Linked DNA regions of Homo sapiens: region 2 is linked to region 1. A link is a contact called in ENCODE Hi-C or POLR2A ChIA-PET data. All regions are on one chromosome and are shown on one strand. The core of a region is the stretch at or near the end of the contact, and the rest is flanking DNA. Distances in the headings are between cores, read along the strand shown. Region 1 overlaps SNX29 (sorting nexin 29). Region 2 overlaps SNX29 (sorting nexin 29).

Evidence for each region. Hi-C counts contacts between places; a loop is a spot of excess contacts on that map. ChIA-PET counts read pairs that join two places held with the same protein, here RNA polymerase II (POLR2A). Pooled maps may share reads with other maps.
Region 2: a loop to region 1 is called in a map with no recorded cell type, with 30 times the contacts of the local background. The contact joins two enhancer-like sites. A Hi-C loop is called at or near these places in 1 of 37 single-sample maps with no recorded cell type and 8 of 50 pooled maps. POLR2A ChIA-PET finds 5 or more read pairs at or near these places in 2 of 52 experiments (GM12878 and naive thymus-derived CD8-positive, alpha-beta T cell).

Annotation. Positions count from the first base shown.
Region 1 is chr16:12,093,529-12,100,825 of GRCh38, forward strand. The region is part of intron 11 of SNX29 (sorting nexin 29); the gene reads left to right. Among named protein-coding and RNA genes, the nearest start is that of SNX29, 120 kb to the left of the region's middle. RefSeq lists enhancers at 3,162-4,095, 4,024-4,318. Within about 2 kb of position 2,448, at least 7 of the 41 ENCODE cell types and tissues checked have a DNase peak (open chromatin) inside an H3K27ac peak, as active enhancers do.
Region 2 is chr16:12,568,867-12,575,515 of GRCh38, forward strand. SNX29 (sorting nexin 29) reads left to right here. Exons shown (of 21, transcript NM_032167.5): 21 at 1-5,421. All of the region lies in intron 1 of SNX29-AS3 (SNX29 antisense RNA 3), which reads right to left. Among named protein-coding and RNA genes, the nearest start is that of SNX29-AS3, 39 kb to the right of the region's middle. Within about 2 kb of position 4,510, at least 3 of the 41 ENCODE cell types and tissues checked have a DNase peak (open chromatin) inside an H3K27ac peak, as active enhancers do.

The DNA.
Region 1 (7,297 bases), core at 1,198-3,697:
TCTTGAACCCAGGAGTTGTAGGCTACTGTGAGCCTTGATCGCACCACAGCCTGGGTGACAGAGTGAGACCGTGTCTTAAAGAGAAAGATCTATGTGACCCCGGGCAAATGCTTTAATTTCTCTGAACTCGTTTTCCCAGTCCTTGAAATGGTGGTAATATTATCCCCTTGGTGGATTCCTGGGAGTTATATGAAGTGTCTGTTGTATCTGGGAACCTCATTGGAGGCTCATAGATAGTTTTAGAGATTTCAGATACCTCTTGCAATTGTGTGCAAAATCGTGCTTGTGTGTTTGTGCACATACGTGGATTTTCCTGGGGAGAAGTTCCTTTGCTTTCACGACTCTCCTTCAGAGTGTTCCAGGCTTTAGAAAAAAGTAAGAAACACGAAACACTTCAGGTAGTTAGCAGGTGGTAATTGCACATAGTGTCTGGGGCAACACTGGCAATCGTGGTATCATTATTTTTGTTTTTACTGTTCTGCTTGCTGATGTTAAACCAGCTACACTGGCTGTGTTCTTACGCACATCCCTACATGTATTAGCAGTGGGAACCTGGGCAAGTTATTTAAGCTAACTGTGCCTCAGCGTTCTCGTCTATAAAATGGGGCTATCATAGTACCCCTCTGACACAGTTGTGAGGATTAAATGAACTAACAGATGGAAGATACTCAGAAGATACACTATGTAAATTACCACCTGAGCTATCGAAGGGTGTTATATGCTATGTAAATTATACCTTGATAAGAAAAATTGGAAAAAAAATCCAAGAGAGTATCTGGCATCTTAAAGACTGAATAACTGGTAGGTGTGATCATTAACAACACCCTCAAAGGGTACGTTGCTGACGAATCTTCCTGAAAACAACATCTGGGCCTTATTGTTGAACTGCAAATAGGTTGACCTGATTTTCCATCTTACTGAAACCATCCCTCCTGCAGAGGCCCTGAAGTTCCCTTTAGCTGGTATCTACCCCTCAATCCTCCCTCTGGTTAAGAGGACATAAACCAGGCTACTCTTTCTATGAGGCCTGAAAATTGGAAGTGATCACGCAGGATGGTGGTTCTTAGCTGGGGGTGATTGCAACCCCCAGGGGACATTTAGCCATGTCTGGGACATATATGGTTGTCACACCTGGGATGAGGGTCCTTCCGGCATCTGCTAAGTAGAGCCCAGGGATGCTGCTGAACGTCCTGTGGTGGACAGGACAGGTCCTCCCAACAGGACAGCTCCTCCCAACACAGCATTATCTAGTCCCAAACGACAGTACTTGAGAAACCCCAAGACAGAAGGAAGCAGCAGGGCCGTTTTCCAGGAACCGTATTTTGTCTTAGGCTTTTTTTTTAAAACCTCTCGCCTCCTGCATAGGTCAAGGAATGAAACTTAGGAAAAAATGAGCCTAAAGAAAATGATAGATCCCAGGGAGCATTTGTTTGTGTGTGTGCGCATGCATGTGTGTGTGTATGTTTGGGAGCTTTTTCGTGCCATCACTCCTGCAATGAAGATGATGATTTAGGAAGGCAGTAGATGCATAATGATACAGACCTGTGGAATGCACCAGACTAAGTGATCCTGACTCCGTAGCTGCGGAAGTACCGTCACTGCTGCGGAAACCAGCTCACTGGTACTACTTTACTAGATCTTAATCAAAATTCATTCAGTTGATATTTGTTGGTGTTTACAACAGCCTTGTCTCCCTTCACCTCCTTTTTAACAACAAAGTTTCTACTCTTGAGTTAATTTCGTTTGAATATATGGTTATTTGGGAGCTGGAGGTTGCAAGAAAGCGGCTCAGGCTTTATTCCTGCCAATTTCAGGAAGAGCCACATTGGAGCCACCAGGGGGCGCCCTAGTCTTTTCTCTGCCGCTTTCCTTCCGCAGCTGCGGGTGGTGGTTATCTGAATTTTTCATGTCCAGCGCGGTACCCCTTTCAGTGGTGAGGTCGCGAGTGGTGGTGGTGTTGAGAGCAGTGGTCTTTTCTAGTTGAAAAACATCAAGCATGCATGCAGCTTTCTGTTCACCATCAGTATAGCACAGTCATGCATTGCCAGTCACTTTGTGGTCCTGTTCTAAAAGGGAATTTGCAGCTCATCAGAAAACATTTCCCCTGTGTCATTGCTTTTCATGAGATATAATTGATTAGCTGTGGGTATTCAGCTTTTGAATCCCGATTGTTGCCTTCTTGCCCCTTTTTTTGGGGCTGGGGAGTGAAGGTGATAGAGTCAGGTGAGCCCAGACCATCCGGCCCATTTGTTTCCTTTTAATTTGTTAGAGCTTTTGATTGTGAGCCAGGGCAGAGAGGGCAAGAAAAACATCCTTACTTGTCAATAGGCTGTGTTGAGGGGGTCCTTTTTTTTCCTCTTGGCTATTATTGGAAGAGATTCTCAACGCTAGTGAGGCGTTCTGGCTCATCGCCTAGCAACACAATTCCAAACATTCGGCAGCTCCAGAAATGAAGTTGAGGAGTGCTGTAGTAACATCAGAGAGAGATGCGAGGCCCCGCAGCCAGCTGCTTGCTTGGCTAAGGGCTTCATGATAAAATTTTAGGATGAGATGGTGGGGCAGTGGCCGTTAAATCGGCTGCAGTCTGAGCCCCCTGCCCCTTAACTGCCGAGAAGTGAACCTAGGTGACGTGGCCAACACAGATCCCTCACGCTGGGCATCTTTCTTTAAAGGGGAAACTTCCCACTGAATTTTGTGTATTAGCCCTTCAGTGACTGTCTTAGTGTCTTAGTAATTGGAAGGTTCCAGATGGCATTTAGACATGCCTCACTTCTTTATCATCTGTTTATTCATTCACCAAACATTTACCAAACATCTCTCATGTGCTGGGCGCAGTTCTAGGTGCTGAGGAGCCAGAGGTGGGGATCCAGCTTGGCCATGCACAAGCTCTGTGTCACATGTTAAAATTTCCCCATCATTATAATGCAGATTTAAGAGTGCCAGCACCATGGGCTGTTGTGAGGACTAAATGAGTTCATACACAGAGAGTGCTTTGACATTGCGCTCAGCACTCAGGAGATGTTAGCTCTTCTCACATGGGCCCTGCCCACAGAGCATTCTAGTGGAGTTTTATGGTAATAAAGAAATGATGAATGATTGGATGGGGCAAAACGGGAGGCAATGGGGTCATGTGGGAGTGATGTACTCTTTGTTATCTGTGGCACTGAACAACCGCCACTCGATCCACCCATGGGAACGAGTTCCCCGTGAAGTGGGAAATTCCTAATGGAAGTTTTAGGTTATGCAGTACAGCTCCCAACTCCTTACCTGGAAAAAGACCAGTGCTGGATGCTGGTCACTCATATAGACCCTGGATTCCTTGCTCCCAGGAGGGGAAGGAGGAACCGATGACAGCAGGATGAATGTAGCAAGGATAGGGTGGCTGAGGTCCAGAGGGTCACAGGAGGGAAAGGTTAAGGGCTCGGTGCAGGGGAGGTCAGGAGGTCTTGCACAGATGGGGATGCTGGGCCAGAAGGGAACCTCCCTGCAGTGTGCAAAGGGGGCTGACAGTGATCTTCCAGGCTGCACCTCTGGTTCCGTCACTAAGCACTGCAGGATGTCGGGATGGGCTTGAGGAGCTGTTGTCGCCATTATGAAGCCCTTGAGGAAGCATTGGTGATGGTGCTGCCGAGTACTGAGTCTGTCCTTGTCACCCGTTAACTCACGCATGTCTGCGATCCTGTGAGAGCTTGCGGTGATCCCCATTTCACAGAGGAGACGGGAGTGCTTAGCGGTAGATAAACCTAGCCAGCATCACACAGCCAGTGGCCGGTGGAGCTGGGTTGCACAGCTAGGCTCTTACTCCGGGAAGAATATGTTTTAGCTTCACCTGGAGACCCTGCACCAAGCCAGAGGGCATTTTGAAGGGGCTGTATTTCAGGCCGACTTCCCGCATCTGGCTGGTTGTTCCCTGCCTCACCAGGCTCTCACTTGTCTGTGGTTAATGATCCAGGCTGCAGTGAGTACACAAGGTCTCAGTATCATTTCTGTGCTCTTGGTTTGGGCCACACATGATTTTTTTTTTTGGTCTTTTTTAGCATTTGTTCATTTTATTTGAGGTCTGCTGCATTCCTCCTGACCTCCCTAACAGCTCAGACTCTTAATTTGTTTACAGACTTTCAGGAAGGGCTGTCCCTGAACTCTAAGCTAGGATCAACTTTTGGTCTGGAGGTTTCTAGCCGGCTATCTCAGCTGGGCCAGGCAGCAGCTTATGTAACCGTTTGATGCAATTCAGAGCCAATCCAAAATGGGCCTCTCGCTCAGGGGATGAGACGCGGTCAGACTTGTTTGAAATGTCAGCTTTGTTTGAGCTGGGACAGCTCAGTTTGTAAAGTTGGAAGGCGGGGGTGGTGGGGAGGCAGCTGGGTGTGAGTTTATTGGGAAGGAGTAGCCTGACTGGGCTGCTTCATTAAAGTTGGGGGAGCTGCACCGCCCTGGAGGAGAGCACCCCAGGCTCCTGCAGTCCCACATGAAGGGCTCACGTCCTGGCTTTGCCATTTACTTTGTCCGTTTCCTTATTTCCAAAAGGAGGTGAATAGCACTTGCCATGTGCAGTGCCCGCACACGCTGGGCCCAGAGGACGCTCAGTACGTGGCCGGGGTGCTTACGTTTTGGTTGCAGCCCAGCAGTTCTAACCCTTCCCCTGCCCCCTCCTTCAACTCCTTTTCCTCCTCCTCTTCTCCCTCCTGCCCTAGACCTTAAATATTAATGTTAAAAATTTGTATTTAAATTTTTGTTTTGCATAAGTATATATTTACATGGAACAAAACTCAAAAGGTACGTATGGGATACCGTAAAGGATTTCTCTTCCACTCCCACATCAGCCACCTTGCTCCCCGTCCAGGACTCTAACCATTGGAGTTCACCTTCTGGAAGAACGTCGCTGCCCAGTTGAATAGGGGGTTGGGCATACTGGAGCTCCCACTTGCAGTGGCCACCGCGTGCCCTTTGATGGGACGTTACATTGCATTTCAGCAGCACCCAGCTGCTTCCAGGTGTCTGTACACACCGTCGGTTTCATGTGCGCAGACGATTCAGTTTCATGCGCGCCCGATTCAGTTTCATGCTCTTCCGTCTGCCGGGACACCCTCCCCTCTCCTCCTCTTTTGCCTGGGTCGTGCTTATTCATCCTGTAAGACACAGCTTAGGCGTCACCTCCTCCAGACAGACAGACACGTGAAGATCAAGAGGCTAGCTTTGTCATCAGTAAAGCTGGTTGGAAAACAGAGCTTTGAACCTGTGGGAAGGTGGGCTTACAAAACCTCGTCCCTGAGTCTAACAGTCAGAGGTAGAGACCCCCCTCAGGGCAGTTCCTGAGCACACCTTGTGGGGAGGTGAACAGGTGGGTGGGCTCTGAGAGAACCCACAGGAGCTGAGCTGAGGAAGAGCGCCTCCTGTCTGGCCCAAGTGGGCCAGGTCACTCCCTGCATTGTGGGAGCAGAGAGTACGGGACAGAAAGAGTGAGGGTGGGAACTGGGGAGTGGGGACCTACTTCATGTGAAAATGGGAGGTCAGAGAACTGGTGGCTCCCCTCCAGCACAGAGCACTTCATGAGGAAAGAGACACTTAGGTTTCAGGCTGTTGTTAGATACATGGCTGTGGCTGGTGACTTTGCTGAGGTTCTGTTTTCTCTTCTGCAGAATGGGACTAATTACCTGTCTTTCACATGTTTGCTGTGAACATTGGCTAAAATAAAGTAGGTAGAGAGTGGTGTCTGAGTCTGCGAGGTGGTCAGCTCAGCACTAAACCCAGGGCCCTTGGTTCCGTTTTCTTGTACTGCCCTTCTCCCTGATTCTTCTCGAACCTCCCATCTCCTCTTCCACTGAAGGAAGGAAGAGGCACCGTGATTTTTGAATGGGGTTGTGTAGCTCGTAGGGGAGTTGGGTATGTGTGAGGAAGGGCCAGTGAGTTGGTGCTGCATTGTTCCTGGGTAGTTAGGTGACAGCTGGCAGCTCAGTATTTAGTGACCTAAACAGGGAGGCTCCAGGGACAGGAGCAGATGCAGCCTGTCTGAGGGCGGCTCTGCCCTTGGCTCTTGGGTCCCCCACAGCGTTCTGGCCCGGACTCCCGGTGAGGGTGGAGTCCTGTCGGCCTCCAGAAGGAAGCCCAGTTCTGACCATGCCCTCTACCCTTTTGTATTCAGACTCCCACCAGCATCTGGGAGGACTTGCACCAGCCTGCTGTGCCCTTTTGATTCGTGGAGTGTGGATCCCTGGGCTGAGGGACGGAGCAGAATGCCTATTGTGCCTATGTTCCTGGGGTGCTAGCCCACCTCCCTCTGTGGTGCAGTGCCCTCATGACTGCCTGGCTCTGAGATGGAAGGACCCTAAATGCAAATCCATCTCTGGAGTGGCACTCTCCTGTGAGCGCTAGGCATGATGAACCCGGGATGATGGTACTTGATCAGTGTGCAGGCACTGTGCTCAGTACTGGACATGGATTTCCCCTGTCTAGTCCTTGCAGCGACCCCATGCAGCGGCTACTGTTATCGCCTCTCTCTCATTGAGCAGAATCAAGGCTCAGCGATGGAGGAACTTGTCCAGCATAGGGAGTCCTTGGTGGGAGAGCATGGGACTTCAAAGCCCACCTCTTAAACTGTGAGCCCAATACCTTCTGGCTTTTCATCCTTCAGTCATTCATTCACCAAATGTTTACAAAGGCCTGCTGTGTGTCAGGTGCTGTGCTGGCTCTAGGCAGGGTGTCTCCACTGCGGCACTGTCGACCTTTGGATTGGATCATCCTTGGCTGTCCTGTGCATTGTAGGAAATTTTGCGGTGTCTCTGGCCTCTACGCACTAGTTGCTGGTAGCACCACCACCAGTTGTGACAGGCAAGTGTCTGTGGACAGTGCCCAGCGTCCTCCAGGGGAGCGGGGTAGGTAAAACTGCCCTTGGTTGAAACCCGCTGCTCTAGGAATCCATAAGCAGAAGAGACATGTCAGGTGGGGCTCTGTCCTCTACGGTAAAGTAAAGATGGACAAGAGGAAGGACGGTGCATGCTGGAGGGGCTGCTGTGTCCAGATCGGGCTGTCTGCAGAGGCCTGTCTGACAAGGTGACTTTTGAGTAGGGGCCTGAATAAAGTGAGGAAGAGATCATGGGGATGTGGAAGGAAGAGTGTGCTTGGCAGAGGGAACGGCCAGGACAGAGGCCCTGGGTGGGGGTGCTGGGTGTGGCTGGGGCAGGAGGAGATGAGGCAGAGAAGTTGGGGATGGGGTGGGTGGGGTGGCCTCAGCTTTCACCCTGAGTGAGTAGGGGTGCTGCTGGGGGCATTAGAGCAGAGGTGGTGAGACAGGTCATCT
Region 2 (6,649 bases), core at 3,260-5,759, 480 kb after region 1:
TTCTGCTTCTGGGGTCTACCCTGGGCTGCAAGGGCTGTTCCTCCACCTTTCTGTAGTTCAGGGCTGGCAGGAGGGTGGGCACCAGGTCAGGCTGGGTGCGCCATGGTTGAGAGGCAAAGGTGATCCCCTATATAGGAAGGTTCATGCAGAGCCAGCCTCTCCACTCTTTCCCACGTGGGGACTAGAATGACTATTAGCCTCTCCTTTTGCTTTTTAAGGTTATTACCTGGCCTAACCTAGGGATGGCTGGCTTTGCGGGGGGGGGGGGGGGGGGGGGCATGGTTCCTTTCACTGCATTTTCCACCAACAGTCATTAGACACCTGGCACTGTCACAGCTCACTTTTCCAGAGGGATATTCCTGTGGCTTTGGCAAGGAGCCATTAGTGATGTGCAACTTGAGTTCAGAGAACTTCCCCTACCTCCCCCATGGCTGGCTTCAGGAAGGACCAGTGCCCTCCATAGCCTGAGGCCACCTAGGCCCTCGCCAGGCTTGGAGTGGGGGGACTCAGACATCTGGCCCAGCCATCAGCAGCAACCTAGTAACCCGGCGTCATCCAGCGTGTCCAAAGTAGCATTGGCCCTACAGTCATGAGAGACTTGGGTCAGGGAACCACTGCAGAAGGTTCCAGGGTTTTCAAACCAGGCTCCATGACTATGAAGTTGGACCCAGTGTGGACACTTAACAGATCATGTGTCTCTCCACTAAAAACATTTTCCATCCCGTCTGCCCCCGACATTGTCCTTGATAACAGAACTCTGCATCCCCTAAGACAGAGTCCTCTGTTCCTCCCATGTCAGGTGGCTCTCAGAGTACAGGGACCTTGGCAGGTGGAGAGGAGGATGGGGACCAGCAGCTGGGCAGCCCCCAGGGCTCCTCCTCCAGTGAGCTCACATCAGAGCACCTCACAGAGCAATAGCCGTCCTCAGATGCTCAGCAAAGTTGTGGCAGTTTGCATTTCTAGGGTAAACTAACTAGGAAGGATGTCGTGAAATGGACTATGCAAGAGTAAGTTTGTGTGTTTCGCCTTAATCTGAGGCAGAGACACAGCAGAACCTGAGGAGAAAAGCAGGTGGAAGGTGACGGTTAGATGGTAAGCCATGGGCTTGTCCTGGAACTGCTTCAACTCAGTGGCTTAAAATGAGAACTGCCCAGGTGAGCATGGAGCATCTCCTAGGCTCGAGGACATCTCTGGAGAATCATCTGGAAGGTTTATACTGTGCCTTCCCCTCGTAGCAAAAAGGAAGATTGTTCATGGCCTTTAAGGAAGGCTGAGATCACTCACACACAGCGCCCCCCCACCCCAGAGAAACCGAGTCAGCCTACATGACTTCCAAGGGGACCTGGGGCCAGATAAGCCCTGCCCCGGTGAGACCAAATGAGCTGGAGCATGTATGGAGGTGCGGACCCTGCAGTCAGTTTGCGAGTGTGGAGGACCCGAGACATCCTGTAAAGGCAACTTGGTCTCCCTCCCACTCACCTGCCAACATTGCTGCAATACACATGGTTTATCTGAAATTCCAAGGCCAGAGTGCACATCAGCTCACATGACTGGCAACTCTAAATAGAGAGCCCTAATGGACTGAGGCAGGAAACGTCTAAAAGCTCAATCTGCTGTATGTCATGACCCCTTAGGTTGGGTTTATGCCACATCGGTCATTTTGAAGTAGGTGTTTGATGCCAGCTCAGAGACTGTCTCAGGAGTGCCTCCCTGGCCTGGGTAGCTACCCTGGAGGTCATCTCCCTGTTCTCTGTTGGATAAAGGAACCTCCCCCATCTGTGACATTCCCTTGGGCCCAGGCTTATGACCTGCACCTTTTCTGACACCTGCCCCCAAAGCACAGGATGTGAATTGGTCTCTCTCCAGATACCCCACGAGGAAGCACCTTGGACATTCTGCACATGATAATAATGCAACAGTCCCCCATTGCTGAGAGATACTAACCCGTGAGAAACAAGTATGCTCTCAGCTGGTATTGAACTGGTGGGAGAAACTGCCTCCTACTTTTATAATACTGAATTATTCACAAAAAACCTGGTCTGCTCTCCAAAATGAGAGCATGTTCCTGGGAGCCACATGGGGACCATCCCCAGCTGCCTGCTCCTGGTACCTCCCCCATGATCATGCACAGACCGTAGAGTCGAGTCATCTCGCAGATCCAGACCATCTCCTCTCATTCTCACTCTAAAAATGCTGGTGGCCCGCACATGACAGCAACTCCCCGAAGCCTTCCCTTTGGAATCCCATAGAATGTTCTGCAATGATTGGGTCCATCTTGCTGCTCAGAAGAATCCCGTCCTGCTCTCTAGTGTGGTGGGATGAACTTCAGGCAACAAACAACTGGCAGGGTTCCCAGTTCCTGGAGTTATGGAGCAGAAACACCCAGGCCTAGCAGAATTGTGGCTGAAACCTGGTGCCCAAATTCCACACCCTGGAAATGTGTCAACTGCCTGTCAGCCTGGATTCAATTCTGAGGGCTAAGCCACGACCTTATCCATGAGTGGCGAAGACACCCCTGAGGAAAGGATTGCTTGCACCTCACATCTGTCTTCTTCTAAGATTACTCGGAGATTTTCAAACAACATCTGAGAACAGAAGCCCCCTCCCCTACTCAGAGAGGAACGAGGGTGGCCCACCTCTCAAGGGCCTTGGATTCCTGGGACCACCCTTTGCTGGGAGGAAGAATCCACACCGAATCCTTCTGTCTTCATGGCCTGCTGTGCTGAAACAGAACAGCAGGTTCCATCTTTCACATCTTTTTTTCTCCCCCAGATGAAAGACGACTCAGGAACGGTAGGGCTGGGCAGAGGTGTCTCTCCTTGAGAGACAACAAAAGCTTCTAAGGGAGGGAGCTTAAAGGCTGCTAGAAACCTAGCCCAACCATCCACTCCTGATCTGAGACAGAACCTTCTCCGCCACTCTTCCTGCAATCAGTGTGAAATTCCAGCTTCTTTGATTCCCACTTAGCAGTATGCTCCAATCACGTTGCTGGCAAGGCATTTTAGAGTTTGGAGCTGAGGTTCAAAGCCCCCTGCATTTCTCTACTGGCAGGCCCTGGTGAAGGAAGACACTTTCAGGGAAGAGGCTCTTACAGTCTATGGTGGTAGCCATCTTCACATCCAGTCACCAGTTGCATCTAGGGAGCTGCTGGCTATAAAAGGGATCATCCAGTGGAGTTGTAAACAAGGGAACCATCTTGCAAGATCTAGGAAGAGGAAGGGGAGGGATGTGGACTGGGTCTGATCACAGCCCTTGGCCCTGCTTCATACTTTGGAGCTTATTAAGATCAATTTTGATAACCATGTAATTTCTTAGAACCATGGCAGGTAGTATTGTGCTTTAAAAACCAGAGGCTCCTGAAAGTCGTTTACACCAGGTGGATTGATACCATGGCTGTAGCTGATGCAACTAACAAGTACTGGGGCCAGTGATCACAATCCAGGTTGGAAACAGGAGTGAAGCCCACCAGCCTGCCTGGTTGATGGACAGCAGGCTCTGCCTTCTGGAGGCGGCTTATATCCCAACAGCCTGAGGCAGGGCTCTGTGGCCCAGGCCGGCAGTGGCTGCCTCTCTTGGTTCTGCATGGTACATTTTGCCAACCCTGAGGACCAGTTCTTGGGGTTCCAGGCCTCGGCCTTCCTGCTCCACGTGCTCAAGCCCCCACAGGGGGCTGCGACACCATCTGGCTCCTCACAGGGAGGTCCAGCCATGTTCTCTGGGCTCCCAGTGAGCCCCCTCCCCTCCGGCTACCCCCAGAATCCATCCTTCATTCCTCCACCAAGCTCCTGTGTGAGCTGCAGCACCCACACGGGGGAAGCCCTGCACTCCAGCAGCATCTTCCAGCCTTGGCACAGAACTGATGGCAAAGGAAGGGCTGGGTTTTCAGCTTCTGGGACCCGAGGAAGACCCCACCTCACTCCTCCTTCCCCAGTACATCAGACTGGTTAGGAGGCATCCCAGAAGGGGCAGCCTCATGCCCAGGTTTCAGCCCTAAAGGTAATGATTGTCTTGACTCTGCCTTGGCATTTCGCTCGGAATCACGGCAGACTTGGAGTGTTTCTTCAAGGCAGGCATCTGCTTATGAGCAAGGTCAAAGATTTTTCAAAATATTGTGCATTAATTCATTAAAGCTACTGTTAAATATTTGCTGTTTTTAGATTGGCGTCCGTGCTAATTCTGCAGTTGTAGCACTGTATATTTTATCTCATTTCTGTGCCAAGAAAGTTCATCTTTATGTTTTTCTAATACACAATCTTGATCTTGTTTCCAAAATAAAGCTTCAGCTCCTTGGTCAATAGAAGTAAGGGTGTAGCCATCCAGGGTCTCCCGGCTCTAGGCAGACCGGATCCCGCAGTTCATCCCATGGTTGTTGAAATGTACCTCGATCAGTCATCTCTGGTATTCCTCACTCTAGCCATGAGCCATTGCCATCTTATGGGCCCGATTTGGGTACTCTGAATTATGTCATGGAGTAGACAGTTACTTCTAAATCCCAGCAACCAAGTTGCGTATCCTTCCTTATAGCTAGTTTCTATAGAGAAGTGAAAAAGAAATCTGGCTTCCTTAATAAGATAGTTGAGCCTATGACATTAAGGAGCAGCGCTGCTGGCGGAAGATTCTAGATTCACTGGTGGTTTAAGAGGCCCAGGGATTTAGTTCTTACTGGTGCGTAAGTGTTTTCCCATCCTAACCGGAAAACCACTCACCCAGGCTTCCCCCACTTCCCCTCAAATTTTCTCAGCTCTGCCGCTGGTCTCCATGAACGGCAAGGGGAACCACCACTCATTCACTGTCAGTGTAGGTAAGACAGAGGATGCCCTTGCAAAAATTGGGACTGAGGACAGTAGCACACGGAATGGTGGATCGTACATTTGCACCCAGAGCTACTAAACGCTCAGTGACCCCAGAGACCATTAATTTCCCGGAGTGAAGGGGATGGGGGTAGAGCTAATTGGAATTTTTATTATCCAGGACTCATCCTAAGAAGAATGTTGGCCTCTCTTCATCCCTGGCTTAGCCGTCAGGTAGAACGCTTACTCACCTGACACCGACTTCTTAGAGAAGCGAGTCTTTTTTGAATGGAGGAGCGATGGTAACCCCACTAGGGGGCGCCCATGATCGGCTCCCAGTGCACCCCCTTAAGGGTAAGCAGGCCACATATCTAGAGTCTGATAGTCTGTGTGTACATAAGGTCTAGAAGTCTGTGGAAACGCCCTGAAACCTGTAGTATTATCTTAACTACCCTCTTATGTTAAGGTTTACATAATAGGATTTTTAAACAAATGTGTTTAATTTTTTAAGATCTCTTGTATTAAAATTTTCTTTTGGAATAAGCTGTGGAAATTTTGTTACAACCTGGTTGAGATCAACCTCTTTACAATGACACAAATTGTGACATTTTATAAATTAGATACTTCAGTGGATGGTCTCTGTCTCAGTTCTTTTTCAACAACTGGAGATTGAGGTGAACTTAATACACGTGGATCAACTGAATTGAAATGGAGCAGAATCTCATTTTGAGTTAATTAGGCAGATTTGGATAAACTGGCAATGCAGCATTAAAATTTCATACAGAAAACACTCCTCATTACAGGTACCTATGTATTCACTTCTAGAAGAAACAATTATTAGGCGGCTACTGTATACCAGGTGCTTGGCATACAGCAGTAAGACAGGTAAGGTGTACTGTTGGAGTCGCACTGGACATGAAGCAGACAGATTTTTAAGAAGTCAACCATCCGGATAATTTCAGACCACAGTAAATATTGCAAGAGTGACAGGAATTAGAAATTCTTGGTCCCAACCAAGAATCTACGTTCAACAGCCTAGGCACTGCTGTCATTGGGGACTGGATGATTCTGTTGTGGGGGGCCGTCCCGTACATTGTAGGATGCCTCCACCTGTTAGAGGCCAGGGGCACCCCTTTAGTTGTAACAGACAGATGTCCAGACATGGCCAGAGGTCCCCTGGGGGGAGGGGGGCCAGTGGAGAGCCATGGGGCTAAGGCCAAGGGGTCCTCTTGGCTAAAGTGGCTTTTTTTTTTGGAGACAGTTTTTTACTCTTGTTGCCCAGGCTGGAGTGCAAAGGTGCCATCTCCGCTCACCACAACCTCCGCCTCCCGGGTTCAAGCAATTCTCCTGCCTCAAGCCTCCTGCGTAGCTGGGATTACATGCATGGGCCAGCACTCCTGGCTAAAGTTTTATGTTTTAGTAGAGACAGGGTTTTTCCATGTTGGTCAGGCTTGTCTCGAACTCAGACCTCAAGTGATCCACCCACCTCAGCTTCCAAAAGTGCTGGGATTACATGTGTGAGCCACCACACCTGGCTGGCTAAAGTGACTTTTAAGCTGAGACCTAAAGGATGAAAAGAAACTCTGCACTGCCCCCACACCTCCCAAATAATTTACACTGGCTTAAGTACTCAGACCCTGCAACAAAATAGGCAACATTTTTAACCCAGTTATGGTAACAGAGAAAAGAAAGGCTCCTGGGATGAGAATCCAGGCATAAAGTCAGTTCCCACCAGGGCCGCATGAAGGGCATTGTTGCAGGTGGCTCTTAAAGCCCGGCTGCGCAAAGGCTGCTGTGGGCTGTCACAGATGGAGGCGATGCGTAACCATTTCTGTCTGGGGGTGGGGGTGATGTGGGCA